Linked DNA regions of Homo sapiens: region 2 is linked to region 1. A link is an interaction called in ENCODE POLR2A ChIA-PET data of the cell type or tissue named here. Cell type or tissue: Panc1. All regions are shown on one strand.

What was found. Peaks named below come from ENCODE experiments on the same cell type or tissue, not always from the same donor. Only the 100,000 strongest peaks of a DNase experiment are listed, where the experiment ranks them.
Region 2: POLR2A ChIA-PET joins it to region 1 with 10 read pairs; 2 of 35 experiments call an interaction of 5 or more read pairs at or near these places.

Annotation. Positions count from the first base shown.
Region 1 is chr18:21,980,658-21,988,657 of GRCh38, reverse strand. It overlaps LINC01900 (long intergenic non-protein coding RNA 1900), which reads right to left and starts at 7,564. Exons shown (of 3, transcript XR_001753529.2): 1 at 7,499-7,564. In Panc1, no CTCF peak of the experiment used is centred here; no DNase peak of the experiment used is centred here.
Region 2 is chr18:22,608,024-22,616,023 of GRCh38, reverse strand. LOC124904262 (a long non-coding RNA gene) reads left to right here and starts at 1,754. Exons shown (of 2, transcript XR_007066307.1): 1 at 1,754-3,259; 2 at 5,831-6,470. In Panc1, no CTCF peak of the experiment used is centred here; no DNase peak of the experiment used is centred here.

The DNA of each region.
Region 1 (8,000 bases):
GTTGGTCAGTCTGGTCTCGAACTCCTGACCTCAAGTGATCCGCCCACCTCAGCCTCCCAGAGTGCTGGGATTACAGGCGTGAGCCACCGCACCCGGCTGAGAAATATTTTTAATTAAACCTTTGATATAAGTGTAAACTCACATGCAGTTGTAAGAAATAATGCTAAGAGATCCTGGGTACTCTCTAGCCAGTTTTTTGGGTACTGATTCTTCCCACTTTATTCTCTTTCAAGATTGTTTTAGCTATTCTAGTTCCTTTTCCTTTCCATCTATATTTTACAAGAATCAAAATGGTATATCTCCCACTGATAACATCCTGCAAAACTACAGCACAGTATTTCAACAGGGATATTGACAGCATTACAGAGAAGACATAGAATAGAATGGTTCCATCACTACGAGGATAACTCATACTGCCCTTCCCTTCCACCCCTACTACTTCCTTAATGTTTGGCAATACTAATCTGTCGTTTGTTTCCGTAATTTTTTCATTTCAAGAATATCATATGAATGGAATCATTTTGAGATTCGCTTTTTTCCCCAATACCCTTGAGATCCATCCAAGTTGTTGTGTGTCTCCACCCTCTGTTTCTTCTTATTGCTGAGTGGTATTTCATGGTATTGATGAACCGCAGTCTGTTTAACCAGTAACCTGTTGAAGGACATCTGGGTTGTTTCAGTTTTGCTATTAGGAATAAAGGTGCTACAAATATCCATGTACAAGTTTTTTTGTGAACATAAATTTTCATTTCCCTGGGATAAGTGCCCAGGAGTGTAATTGTTGAGTCACATCATAATTGCATACTTAGTTATCGAAGAAACTGACAAACTGCTTTACAGAGATGCTGAAGCATTTTACATTCCCATCAGCAAAGCATGCTGGTCTTCAGCACATCTTCACCTGCAGAAATAGTGTTATCAAAACGTTTTGTTTAAACATTCTGATAGGTGTGTGGTGATATCTCATTTTGGTTTTAATTTGTATTTTCATAATGGCTAATGGTGTTGAACATCCTTTCATGTGTTTATTTGCCATCTGTATGCCTTCTTTAGAGAAATGTCTCTTCTGATTGTCCATTTTTCAATTGGATTGTTTGATGGTTTTATTGTAGAGTTTTGAGGGTTCTTTATATATTCGAGATACTAGTCCTTTGCCAGATATGTGGTTTGCAAATATTCTGTCCCAGCTTCTAGCTTGTGTTTTCATCCTTTTCACGTGGTCTTTTATAGAGTAAAAGTTTTCAATTCTAATGAAGTACAGTTTATCAAGTTAAAAAAAATACCCAACTAATTTTTTAAAGTAGTTGGGTATATTTTTTAGAATTAAAAAAAAATAATTTTTTTATTTTTAATTTTAAAATTTTTTTCTACAACTTTTTATTTTTTCCTATAATTTTGATTTTTATATAAGGTGTGAGACTTGAGGTTCTTTTTGTTTTCTTTTGTTTTGTTTTTTGCCTATGGATGTCCAATTGCTCCAGCACTGTTTATAAAAGGCTATCTTTCACTGAATTGCTTTTGTACATTTGTTAAAAATTAGTTTTGTATATTTGTGTGAGTCTATTTCTGGGTTCTCTGTACCACTGATTTATGTACGTATGTCTCTGCCAATACTACACAATGTTGATTACTATGTATATTAAGTCCTAAGATCAGGTAAGTTGATCCCAGCACAGTGGCTCACACATGTGATCCTAGCACTTTGGGAGGCTGAGGCAAGAGGATCACTTGAGCCCAGGAGTTCAAAACCAGCCTAGGAAATATAGCAAGACCTCATCTCTATTTTTTTCTCTTTTTATTTTTACTTTTTATTTTTTGAGACAGAGTCTTGCTCTGTTGCCCAGGCTGGAGTGTAGTGGCACAATCTCGGCTCACTGCAACCTCCATCTCCGGGGTTCAAGTGATTCTCCTACCTCAGCCTTCCTAGTAGCTGGGATTATAGATGCACGCCACCATGCCTGACTAATTTTTGTATTTTTAGTAGAGACGGGGTTTCACCATGTTGGCCAGCCTGGTCTCGAACTCCTGACCTCAAGGGATCCACCAGACTCAGCCTCCCAAAGTGTTGGGATTACTGGCATAAGCCACTATGTCTGGCTTATTTTTTAAAAATAAAAAATAAATAAAATTAAAATCAGGTAGGTTGATTCTTCCCACTTTATTCTTTTACAAAATTGTTTTAACTATCCTAGGTCCTTTGTCTTTCCATATAAGTTTTAAAATAATCAAAATCCTGCTGGAATTTTGACAGGAATTACATTAAAGCTGTACTTCAGGCCAGGTGCGGTGGCTCACGCCTGTAATCCCAGCACTTTGGGAGGCCAAGGCAGGCAGATCATGAGGTCAGGAGATCGAGACCATCCTGGCTAACACAATGAAACTCCGTCTCTACTAAAAATACAAAAAATTAACCAGGCGCGGTAGCGCGGGTCTGTAGTCCCAGCTACTTGGGAGACTGAGGCAGGAGAATCACTTGAACCCGGGAGGTGGAGGTTGCAGTGAGCCGAGATCACGCCACTGCACTCCAGCCTGTGTGACAAAGCAAGACTCCATCTCAAAAAAAAAAAACAAAAAACAAACAAAAAAAAAACTGTACTTCAATTTGGGGAAAATTGACATTTACTATAAATGAATCTTCCAGTCCATGAGTGTGGTATTTCTCTCCATTTGTTTAGATCTTGTCTAATTTCCCTCATTAGCATTTTGTAGCTGTCAATATACAAATCCTATATATGTTTTTTCAGACTTCCTAAATATTTTTCTCTCTTTTTTTTTTTTTTCAGCCAGAGTCTCGCTCTGTTGCCCAGGCTGAAGTGCAGTGACACGATCTCGGCTCACTGCAACCTTCACCTCCTGGGTTCAAGTGATTCTCCTGCCTCAGGCCCCTGAGTAGCTGGGACTACAGGCGCACGCCACCACGCCCAGCTAATTTTTGTATTTTTAATCGAGATGGAGGTTTCACTATGTTGGCCAGGCTGGTCTCGAACTCCTGACCTTGTGATCCGCCCGTCTTGGCCTCCCTAAGTGCTGGGATTACAGGCGTGAGCCACCGCATCCAGCCTATTTCTTTTTTTGAGCGATTATAAATGGTGTAGTATTTTGTTGTTGTCGTTTCCATTGCTAGTATATAAAAATACAATTGATTTTCATGTGTCTATCCTGTATCCCATGACTTTGCTGAACTAATTTGTTTTAGTTCTAGAGGTTTTTGTTTTGTTTTTGTTTTTTAATTCTTTGGGATTTTCTATGTAGACAATTATGTTACCTGCAAATAAAGACAGTTTCCATTTTTTCTTTTTAACCTGTATGTCTTTTATTTCCTTCACCTGCCCTGTTGCACTGAGTAGCACTTCCAGAACTATGTTGAATGTGAGTAGTGACAGCACACATCCTTACCTTCTCCCCAGTGTTAGTCTTTGATTGTCAAGTATAATGTTAGTGGTGGATATTTTATAGATGTTCTTTATCAAATTGAGGAATTTCTCATCTCTTCCTATTTTTCTGAAAGATTTTTTTATCAGGAATAGGTACAGAATTTGTCAAATGCATTTAATGATAAATGGGTTAATATAAAGTTATTTTTCTTCTATAGCCTATTAATATGGTGGATTACATTGATTGGTTCATTTTACAAAGTTTGAACCAGTCTTGCATCCTACAATAAATACTACTTGGTCTTGGTGTTTAATTATTTTCATATATTGCTGAATTCTATTTGCTATTATTTTATCAACAATTTTTGAGGCCAGGTGCAGTGGCTCCTGCCTGTAATCCCAGCACTTTGTGAGGCCAAGGCAGGAGGATCACTTGCATCCAGGAGTTTGAGACCAGCCTGAGCAACATGGCGAAACCCCGTCTCCACAAACAATACAAAAATTAGCCCAGTGTGATGGCATGCACCTGCAGTCCCAGCAACTAGGGATGCTGAGGTGGGAGGGTTACTTGAGCCTGGGAGATTGAGGCTGCAGTGAGCCATGATAGTGCCACTGCACTCCAGCCTGGATGACAGAGCAAGACCCTTTCTCAAAAAAAAAAAAAAAAAGGATTTTTGAATTTGTATTCCCAAACGATATTGTTATGTAGTTTTCTTTTTTTGTCATTCTTTTTTTGGTTTTGTTATCAAGATTATACTAGCTTCATCAAATGTATCACGAAGTGTTCCCTCTTCTATTTTCTGGAAAAAATATTGTGTAGAATTGGTGTTACTTCTTTTTTCTTTCTTTTTTTAATTTGTGTGTGTGTGACAGGGTCTCACTCTGTTGCCCAGACTGGAGTGCAGTGGCACAATCGTGGCTCATTGCAGCCTCGACCTCACAGGCTCAAGTAATCCTCCCACCTCAGCCTCCCGAGTAGCTGAGACCACAGGTGTGTGTCACCACATCTGGCTAATTTTCTTCCTTTTTTTAGAGATGGGGGTCTCCTTATGTTGCCCAGGCTGCTCTTGAACTCCTGGGCTCAAGTGATCCTCCCACCTTGGCCTCCCAAAGTGCTGGGATTATAGGTGTGAGCCAGCACACCCAGCCTAATTCTTGTTTAAACATTTGATAGAATGCTCTGGCAAAACTATTTAGGTCTAAAGATTTGTGTGTATGTGTGTGTGTGTGTGTGTGTGTGTGTGTGTGTGAATGTCCTTAATAACTATAGAGCTAGTGAAATTATCTATTCCAACTTAGATGAGTTGAGGTTGTGTGTGTGTGTGTGTGTGTGTGTGTGTGTGTGCATTCTGAGATGGAGTCTCGCTCTGTCTCCAGGCTGGAGTGCAGTGGTGTGATCTTGGCTAACTTCAACCTCTGCCTCCTGGATTCAAGCGATTCTCCTGCCTCAGCCTCCCGAGTAGCTGGGACTACAGGCACGCACCACCATGCCCAGCTAATTTCTGTATTTTTAGTAGCGATGGGGTTTCACCATGTTGGCCAGGATGGTCTCAATCTCTTGACCTCGTCATCTGCCCGCCTCGGCCTCCCAAAGTGCTGGGATTACAGGTGTGAGCCACCGCACCCGGCCTGTAGTCTGTGTTTTTTGAGGAATCAGTACATTTTATCTAAGTCATCTCAGATCTAAATTTATGGATGCAGAGTTGTTTGCAGTATTCCCTTATTGTCTTTTTGATGTTTTCAAGACACGTAGTGAAAGCCCCTATTTCACTTCTGATAGTTGTAATTTGTGTCTTTTCTCTTCCTTGCTTTGTCTCTCCTTCTAGAGGTTTGTCAATTTTATTGATCTTTTTAAAAACCAACCATTGCTTCATTGATTTTCTTAATTGTTTTTCTGTTTTCAATTTCACTGATATCTACTTTTATCTTTATTGCTTCCTTCCCTCTGATTGGCATAGGTTTTTTCCCTCTTTTCTAGTGTAAGCTTTTTTTTTTTTGATACAGAGTCTTGCTATGTCACCCAGGCTGGAGTGCAGTGGCACAATCTCGGCTCACTGTGAGCTCCGCCTCCTGGGTTCACGCCATTCTCTTGCCACAGCCTCCCCAGCAACTGGGACAACAGGCACCCGCCACCCTGCCCGGCTACTTTTTTTGTATTTTTAGTAGAGACAGGGTTTCACCGTGTTAGCCAGGATGGTCTCGATCTCCTGACCTCGTGATCCGCCCGCCTTGGCCTCCCAAAGTGCTGGGATTACAGGCGTGAGAAACTGTGCCTGGCTAGTGTAAGCCTTTAATGCTATAAATTTTCCTCTCAGCACTGCCTTAGCTGTATCCCACAAATCTTGGTATATTTTATTTTCATTTTCACTCAGTTCAATATGTTTTTTAATTTCCCTTGACACTTCCAAAAAAAGACTTTCCTCTTTATGTTTAGTTTCCAAGTGTTTGGAGATTCTCCTGTTAACCTTTCTGGTATTGATTCCTAGTTTGATTCCATTGTGGTCATAAACACTCAGTATGATTTCGACTTTCTTTCTTTTAATTTAATTTAATTTTTTTTAGAAATCAGATCTTGCTGTATTGCCCAGACAGGAGTGTAGTGGCTATTCACAGGTGTGATCATAGCGTACTACAGCCTCACATTACTGTGGCCTCAAGCGATCCTCCCAAGTAGCTGGGACTACAGGTGCATGCCACCACGCCCTCAGTATAATTTCAATTCTTTTAATCATATCTTTATATGTATCTTTACATATATCATTAATGCATCTTTTTTTTTTTTTGAGACAGAGTCTCACTCTGTTGTCCAGGCTGTAGTGCAGTGGCGTGATCTTGGCTCACTGCAACGTCCGCCTCCCTGGTTCAAGCGATTCTCCTGCCTCAGCCTCCCAAGTAGCTGGGACTACAGCACGTGCCACCATGCCTGGCTAATTTTTTGGATTTTTAGTAGAGACAGGGTTTCACTGTGTTAGCCAGGATGGTCTCAATCTCCTGACCTTGTGATCCGCCTGCCTCGGCCTCCCGAAGTGCTGGGATTACAGGCATGAGCCACTGCACCCGGCCCATTAATGCATCTTTACACATATCTTTAAATGCATCTTTAATGTATTATATATTTTGTAAATTGGGTTTATTTTAATGTGGCCTACCAGTATCCCCAAGGGCTTGTTTGCGAGTACTTCCAGCTTCTGGCTTATCTGAAGACATTAGCTCCTTTAGACCTTTTATTAAATTGGGCTATTTTCCATAGCAAGCAACTGAGTTTTAGATTAAAAAGTCTTTTTCATCTGCAATAATGAAATTTTAAATGCCATCAGCTCTTTTTTTTTTTTTTTTCAAACGGAGTCTCACTCTGTTGCCCAGGCTGGAGTGCAGTGGCATGATCTCGGCTCACTGCAACCTCCACCTCCCAGGTTCAAGCAATTCTCCTGCCTCAACCTCCCAAGTAGCTGGGACTATAGGTGCGCACCACCACGCCCAGCTAATTTTTGTATTTTCAATAGAGACGGGGTTTCACCATGTTGGCCAGGATGGTCTCAATCTCTTGGCCTTGTGATCCGCCCACCTCGGCCTCCCATAGTGCTGCGATTACAGGCGTGAGACACCGCGCCCGGCCCAGCTCTTCTTTTGATGTTGCATCTTTTTTCTGCTCCACACTGTCCTCAAATGAGAGAGAATTGGGAGATGGCTAAGCCAAGGGTCCACGGGGGAGGACAATCTTCACTTTGCTAAAAGTCAACTAAGGAAGCTATAAAACATACCCCTGCTTTCCCCTCTCTATCAATCTTAGAGAGCCAAGCACAAGAAAAAAGCAAGATTAAGATCACTCTCTAAAAAAGCCCCTAGCTGGTAAGGAATGTAAACCTGGCAAAATATTTTCCAGGAAAATCTGTAACATCCAGAAGAGGGAGAGGGACAGGGAAAGTTTTCCATTTCTTCAATTGTCTTTTCCAATGCTTACTGCAGCCAGCTCCCCACAGTGATCTATTACCTCACTCTAGGCCTTGGAAGACCCTTGCTTCATTCTGCAGCCCAGGTGAGCTGGCCCCACACATCTTGCAATCTATATTTCCAAAATAACTTGTTCATCAACTCCTGTAAAAAATACAAGCCTGCACCCATACCTTTTACTGGATTCCTGGGAGCAGAGGGGATACCAATCCACTTCCAGAGGCTCTGATGAGTAGGCCAGGGATGTTTTCCCAGCGGAGACCCAACCCTCTGGCCCCTCCTGCTTTTCTCCCCAGCATAAACACAAAGCAGAGACCAAGCTCCCAGCAGGATGACCTATAAGTGACCCTTGGACTGACCTAACACTCTGGTCACTCTCACCGACAGATTTGTTTATCTTGGAACCTTGGAGGCTCTGCACCCAAAAGCTTTGGCCCTAGACTCTAAGTCCGCCCCCAGCAAACTGTCAGTCACAGCTTAAGTGCATGTTGGGCAGTTGCGTGATAGCCTGAGTTTATTTACCAGAACCTGATGTTTATGCTGTCCAGCAATGAGTAGGGGCCATCAGCTGCTGAATTTAGTAAGCGAGGAGCCAACTAGACGTCTCCAGTGGACATCAGCCTTCATGTCCACAAAATTATCCGGGGACCCCAATAGTGTGCCTCTCTTCCTCCA
Region 2 (8,000 bases), 630 kb before region 1:
AGCTTCTGACATGCCTTCCTCATTCAGCTTAATCATTTCTAGCTTTTGATTTAAAATGGCACACATGTAACCTTTCCTTTCACTTGAACATTTAGAGGCCATTTTAAGGTTATTATTTGATCTCATGTCAATAGTGTTCTGTCTGAGGGAATAGGGAGGTCCAAAGAGAGGAATGGGGGGAGATGAAGCAGCTGCTGGTTGGTGGAGCCATCAGAACACACACAACATTTATGGATTAAGTTTTCCATCATACATGGGTGCGGTTTGTGGTGCCCCAAAACAATTACAATAGTAACATCAAAGATCACTGATCACCGAATACCATTAAAAGATGTAATAATAATGAAAAATTTTAAAGTATTGTGAGAATTACTAAAATATGACACAGAGACACGAAATGAGCACATGTTGTTGAAAAAAAAAAAAAAGATGGTGCTAATAGACTTGCTCAAAGCAGGGTTGCCATGGACCTTCAATTTGTAAAAAAAGACAGTATCAGTCAAGTGCAATAAAGTGAGATATGCCGGTATATGAGGCTTCGTTCTTGGCCCTGGTGGTGAGGTGGATAAAATGCAGAGGCTCTTTTCCCTGGAGAAACTCCTGAATCCTGTGATCTTAAGCAAGCTTTGTCCAAGAGATCAGATCAACACCTGAATAGTGGAAATTCTGGCTTGACCATTCTGGTTGGTGGTTTTGGTCCTAGAGGTATCCCTTATGACAGAGAAGACTTGTATTTCAGCTGAGTTATCTTTAAGGTAAAATGCTATGCACTGAGTACTATATTTTATTCATTGATACATACTGATCTGTTGAAGATATGTCCCTCTACTCAGGCATCTGCTGACAATATCCTGTTCTCATGGTTTGCTGGTGTGGCCTTCACCACTAGTGTGTTCTGAGACCATCACTGTCACCCCCATGCCTCACAGCTGCCTCCTTTACCAGGCCCTGTGGACTTGAAGTTCTTCTCAATGCTTACCCGCTGCCTTCTGCTCATAGGCATGGTTCTGATGCATCCTAAATAAGTCTGTATGTGTGTCGAGGAGGGTACTGGTAGGAAGGAAAATTATTTGTGCATAAATGAAGGGATATATTATGATATATCAACAGATAATATTTTGTTTCTGCTGTTTCATTTTCACCCAGATTTCTTCTCTTTCTTTTCTCGAAAAATGCTCTTTCTTAAACAGGCCTTGATTTGGAAGCTGGTTTTCTGGAACGGTATTTATCAAGTCTGTTTGCACAGTATCTAACTCTTTGGATGCTTTATCTTTTCTTGTGTCCCATTTAAACCCTTTTTCTTTTTCTGAAAATCATGTTTTTAAATCAGGAAATATTCATTCAATGTCTACTGTGTGAAAGGTAACTTGCTTGGCACTGTGAAAGAAAATTAAAACAAAAGGTGTGCTGTCTTCTAAGATCCTGTAGTTTAGGGGGAGAGACAGGCACATAAATAACTCCAATATGGGCCAATCATGTGAAGTATTTTAGTGAAGAAAAAAAGTGTGTTTGTTTATTTATTTATTTATTGAGACAGAGTCTTGCTCTGTCACCTAGGCTGGAGTGCAGTGGCGTAATCTTGGCTCACTGCAACCTCTGCCTGCTTTGTTCAAGCAATTCTCCTGCCTCAGCTTCCCAAGTAGCTGGTACTACAGGTAAGCACCACCACGCCCGGCTAATTTTTTGTATTTTTGGTAGAGATGGGGTTTCACCATGTTGGCCAGGCTGTTCTTGAACTCCTGACCTTAGGTGATCCGCCCATCTTGGCATCCCAAAGTGCTGGGATTACAGGCATGAGCCACCGCGCCCAGCCAAAAGTATATTTAGCTGGATTAGGTATAGATCTACCCAAGGAGATTGAAGGGGGCAGTCATACATTTTCATCTAAAATCTTCTTTCTTTCCTTAAAATCTTACAAAATCAAATGGGTGGCTGCTTCTACCAAACTGCCCACTCACTTCTTACTTCTCAATTAGTTTTCTCTCTCTTTCTCCCTCAATAAAGATAGGGCACTATGGAAGATTACACCATTTCAAACACATTCCAAAATGCTGTCTCAGCCCATGCCTGGCTGTTACTGCTTTAGGAGAATCTGATGAACATGTTTAAACACTCTTAGCACCCGAGGTTGTCTGTGTATAGTTGGGGAGCAGGTGGCCCGCCTGGGTAGAAAGTTATTACCTATTTTCATTTTTGCTTTGAAGGTTAAAAAGAGTCTGATTCTAATAATCGATTTACCTCTTAAATAGGGAAATAAGTCTGACTCCTGGGAAAAGGACATAAATTAACCTCTGGAAGTCATCAGAACTTATTAGCACATAAATGCTTCTGCTAAATCTGTCACCTTTCATTGAGCGCTCTGCCCGTCATGGGCTGTATTTGAGTTTTGTGGTATGCACTTAAGATTTTTAAGTGTGAGAGACATTTCCTTCTTTCAGGGTGAGGCAGGGTGACCCAAGGTCTCTGAAAGGTAAATACCAACTCCCCTGTCTCCCGAGCGAGCGAGCGAGCGACGGGCCTGTTTACAGTGTACCACCCTTGTCTGCAGGGAACATGCTTCACATTTTCTTCCAGGTGACGGGCTGCCTGCCAGTGACACCGCACACCTCGAGAGCTGCACAGTTTCTGCAGCAATATCATTCCTCTTCGGCTCCACCCTTTCCCTTTGAGCTTTACATTTCGTCCTTGCTCTGTGCAGTGCACCAATCAACACAAATTCAGGCAACCCCTCATTTCTCCCTCCTTTGATGACCCTGAAGCTCATCATCTGGCCAGCCCATCGCAGCCCAGAGCCATGTGTTGGGCGTGCTTCTGCCGTGGCGCTGGGAAGTCTGTCTGGGTGCTGTATTGTTTTATATTTTTCTCCCTCCTTCCCATGGCACCCTTTCTGCTGTTCCTTTCCCACCTTAAAAATAAATCCAAGGATATGAATAGCTTGAAATGAACTAAATCGGTCATTGTTATTACAGGAAAACTTTATACAGAATGCAAGCAATAATCCGCTTATATACACTGCGCTCTTACACAATAACTGATCCTTCATCGCTCTTCTCTGCTTGGCAAACGGAGTAGCTACCTTCTCATTCCCACAGTATTGTGTAAACATGAAAAGAAGCCAGAAGAGGTTCCTTTTATTTTGTTTTTGTTTTTTTGTTGTTTGCTGGCTTCAGGCTGGGCCCCAGCAGAGGGCGAGTGGCAGGAGGACACTTGAGTGGATTCTGCAAAAAGCCACACAGCTTTCCTCTGATGGATCAAAATGGTAATATTGATTCTATAAAAGTTTAAAGAGGTATTATGGCTGATTGGCAGGCATCCCTTTATTGAAGACATATCAAACCACAGGAAAAACTACTGGAACAGCTACTAGAACCCTATGGTTAATATAAAGTTTCCCAAATTCTGAAATTAAGCCTCCTGGCTGCCACCCTGGAGATATTAAACAAACTGTATATCTTCTATGTGCATCACTTATTTGTAAGGATAATTATATTCTTTTTCTGTTTTCCTACACCTTCTACTTCAGAATACACTAAAAACCCCCAAGTCACTTGAGCCCAGGAGTTCAAGGCTGCAGTGAGCTATGATTGCAGCACTGCATTCCAGCCTGGGTGACAGAGAAGGATCCTCTCTCAAAAAAAAAGGAAAAACAAAAATAAAAATTCCCAAGTCAAACCTTTAGTAAGAATTAGACTAAATTATTAAAAGCAATTTTGGAAAAAGAATTTACAAATGCAAAAAGAATGAGCAATTTACCTAGATACTTTGAATTTGCCAAATGAAGCTGATGCTTTGCAATGAAGCCTTTCTCATGCAAATCTGAAATTGCAGATGAACTCCAAATGGGATCCCTGATCTGTGATAGGAACAGATGAAGAAATGAAGCTTTTTATAGTATTTTGATGAACACTTTAATATTTCTCATCTGTCCTTGAGAAAGACATAATACATGCTAGCCTAGGGCTTGCTACATTTGGTATTGCTGTTTTTAGTCGTTAGCAAATTTTCTCAATGCTTTGGCTCTTTTTTTCTTTCTTTTTTTTTTTTTTTTTGAGACAGAGTCTCTCTCTGTCGCCCAGGCTGGAGGCTGGAGTGCAGTGGCGCAATCTCGGCTCACTGCAAGCTCTGCCTCCTGGGTTCACGCCATTCTCCTGCCTCAGCCTCCTGAGTAGCTGGGACCACAGGCACCCGCCACCATGCTTGGCTAATTTTTTGTATTTTTTTTAGTAGAGATGAGGTTTCGCCGTGTTGGCCAGGATCGTCTCGATCTCCTGACCTCATGATCCACCTGCCTCGGCCTCCCAAAGTGCTGGGATTGCAGGCGTGAGCCACCGTACCCAGCTAATGCTTTGGCTCTTAATTAGGACTAAGAAACATTTAGCAAAAGCTAAAGAGTCAGCTGGGTAATTAGGAAGTCAGGTCAATCAGTTCAACCTTTTCTATGTCCCTGCTGCAGGCAGGGCACTGAGTTGAGCGTCATGTAGGATATAAAGGTGAGTAAGAAATAGATGCTTTCCTCCAGGAGCTAGGAGACTAGCTAAGAATCTAGGATAAGGACACAGCACTTCAATCGAAGACATTAAGATGGTACAAATAAAGTGTGTAGGTTCTATTTATGGTAACCTAGGAAACATAAAAGCAAAGGAGGAGTTTTAAAAAATACTCGCTTGGAAATTAACATTTCTCTAAGATCAATGGTCAGTTCTCTTTATTAGTCTAGAGGCAGCAAACTTTTCTTTCCTGGGGCCTTATCCACAGCAGGTGCTTAGGTTACTTTATTAGAAATAGCAATAGTTTATGAGAACTGGACAGAAAGACTGCCACCTTCTTCACTCTCTCTAGCATCAGTGCAAAATCATGTGGAGGTTTGATTGTTAAAAAGCTACTAGACATGGTTTTGTGGTTTGCATTTGACCTAATCTACAAGATTGTTTTAGAGCTAAATGTTTTGAGGAAGGATCCATAGATCTTAAGAAATAAAAGAACTATAAGCAAATTGATCCAACTCCTTGTTTTTAAATAGATAAGGTGTCTTTAGTCCCCATTTGATGGACACTATTCAGAGATTGAATGCATTGCTGGAAGTTGCATGTGGTATAAGCATAGGAAGACTGGACTCCTGGTCCTTTGCCTCCCAGGACAGCGCTGTTGCACCACCTCTTGTAGATGAGAAAATTAAAACACAAAATTCCTGCGCATTGGTAGAAAACTCTTGTTTTTGTTTTCTTGCCTGTTAATCCAAACCTCTAGCTATAAAATAATATTATTCTTGGAGATCTTAATTGTCATTATTTATGTAAGATTTATACCACATCTATTTCCAAAAAAATTTTTAAATACATTGCAACCTTATATACACTACAGAATAAAACATCTAGAAACAGAACAACACCCTTTTTTTCTGAAAATTAGACAGAGTTAGCAAATAGCTGACGGGCAAGCATATGTTATTCCACTCCAGGATGGAATTTAGTTTTGAAGTTTCTTTGCAGATGAGATAAAATTATAAGTGTGTGAAACTATATTATTCCCTTACCTATTGGCTTTAAATTGGATTTCCAAATTTAGTAGAACCCAAAAATGAGAAGAAAGTGTTTTTTAATAGACCTTGTAGATGATCTTTCAAGTTTTGACCTTGTATAAAGCATTAGATTAAGAAACAAAGTATAAAAAACAATTACTCTTCAGTACTTGTGTGCATGTGTTTTAGAAGGATAATGGCAGTGGGCACATTTCTGGACCTGCAGCATGGGTGGGGAAAGTTTCTCTTTTGTGGGAGGGATGTCTAAAGTTTTCTCTAATTGTTTTTAGAATACCTATTTTTTTTTTCTAGAAAGAACGTCGGTCCTGGCAGTCTTTCAGCCACAAAGCTTTGAGAAATGGGGCTAAATATTAATAATAACTGCTTGGATTATAATGAGGAATCAATCAAAACACATACTGTTGATGAAGATGCCTTGAACACCGTGGATGCTGTAGAATAAGGGATTATGACTACAGCAATTCTTGGCTCCCTTCTCTGTTTGTTTAAGGGTTACACAGGCTTTGTTTAATATCTCCGTGTCTCAGTCCTTTCGGTTGAAGCACAAGGCATGCTTCAGCCACCTGAGATTAACTGCTAAACCCTGCAGCAAGCCAGCATCTCCTCCCTGCTGCCTCTCATCCGTCAGGATCTGCTCTGGAAATGGGCCAGTGGTGACGTGTGGGAATGCAGCCCTTTGTGTTTGTTTTTGGTGTTGGATTTGGTGGCCTTGGTCACGGATTGGCTTCCTTCTTTGAAACTGAACATCTTCCATGCCTTTGTGATTGAGTGACAAAAGTTCAACCTGCACATGCCAAAATGAACAGCCTAGAAAACTGATTATGGTTTCAGGACCAGCTTTAAAAAAAAGCAACAAAACCCTTCCAGTCACCCAGAGTTCTAAACATAATCGGTTGGTTCCCAGAAGTACAATAAAAGGAAGCCAGAAGTATTTTAGTCCCTAGTTGTTTATGAATCAACCTGATTTTCTTTTTCAGACTTTGAAGGTCACAGAATCAAATCATGTGGAGCCATTTCCATCAGTCCTCCTACCCACCCTTTCTCCCCTGTTCTCTGTTGCAAGTAGGGTTTTGCTAGGTTTAAGTAGAACATTGCTCAGAATTTCCAGGGGTTCTTAATTAAAGCAGGTTTCTTTTCCAAGAAAGCTGCCTTGGAAATTACTGGAAGGGAAGCAACAGTGACAAGTAAAGCAGGCGTCAGAATACCTTCAGTGTACCCCAGCCCTGCTCCTCCCCTAGAGCACAGGCTCAGGAGTTCTGCTGGCCTTAGGTAGAAGCCAAGGAAGAGGGGCCTGCACTCATCTTTCTGAGTAAGCCAGGGCACTTCATGTCTGGGATAAAGCCAGCAGGGCATGGGACATGGCATGGAACTGAATTTATATAGGAAGTAGACAATTAAGCCTGAGTCTTAGACACACACAGGAAGGTGACAGAAGAAGAAAGAATGACGTTTATTATTTTCTAGAGATCTAATCTAGAGAGCTTCAGTGTCCTTGCCATAATGTGACCTTTAAGGAACACAGCAAAAATCTTGGCATATTGCTTGCCAAATATTCAGGCACCTATTATGTGCCAATATGAATAGCACATAATAGGTACCTGAATAATGTAAGTTCTCTTCCCCACCTTTCCCCCACTTTTCTGCACATTGAATAGGATGATTTTAATTTTGCTTTACAAATTATTCAGTTATATCTGTTGTTATTTCATAATGTAAACAATTTCATATTGCTTATATTTCTTTTTTAGGACTTAATGAATAGCAAGGAAATATTTTTGTAATTGATAAGCTTGTTATGCAATTCCAGAAACCTCCTTTCAATGCCTCTAACATCCACATGGTACACTCTGGCACAAGTCAAAAAATATATTAAAAATAAGAACTAAGAATTATCAGATGCCAACTATGTGCAAGGCATTGTATTAGGTTCTTTATCTTAGGTTTTCCATTTAACCCTCAAAACAACCCCAAGGGCGAGGACGAGTCTTTCCCATCTCCCTGTGAGAAAGTAGCTTCAGAGAGCTCTTGCCCAGGTCTCACTGTGAGCAGGTGGCAAAGTTGTTGCTGGAGTATTGTTTACTCAAACTCCAGGGTCCAAGTTCCTTCCACCTCACATAATGCCAAGGCTCTACTGTAGGTACAGGAAGCGAGAGCAAGAGATCTTCTCACTGCCTTCCACAATGTGGCTTCCTTAAAAGCATTTGAAGAAGGAGATGGATTCTACCAACTGTAGACAGCATCTCTGCTGGGGCCAGGCTGAGGCAGGACGGGTCTTGGGGGTGGAGTCAGGATACTCCTTTCTCATCCAGCCTCCAGCCAGCTGTTTGTGTTTGGATTTTTCTGGGGGCTAAGAAGTTTCCCGGTAAGAGACGGTGAACTGGGTCTTCAAAGGGGGTCCTGATGTACACCAGCTCATCTGGAGAACAAAATGGGGAGAGCAGGGCAGGGTGACAGAGGTCAA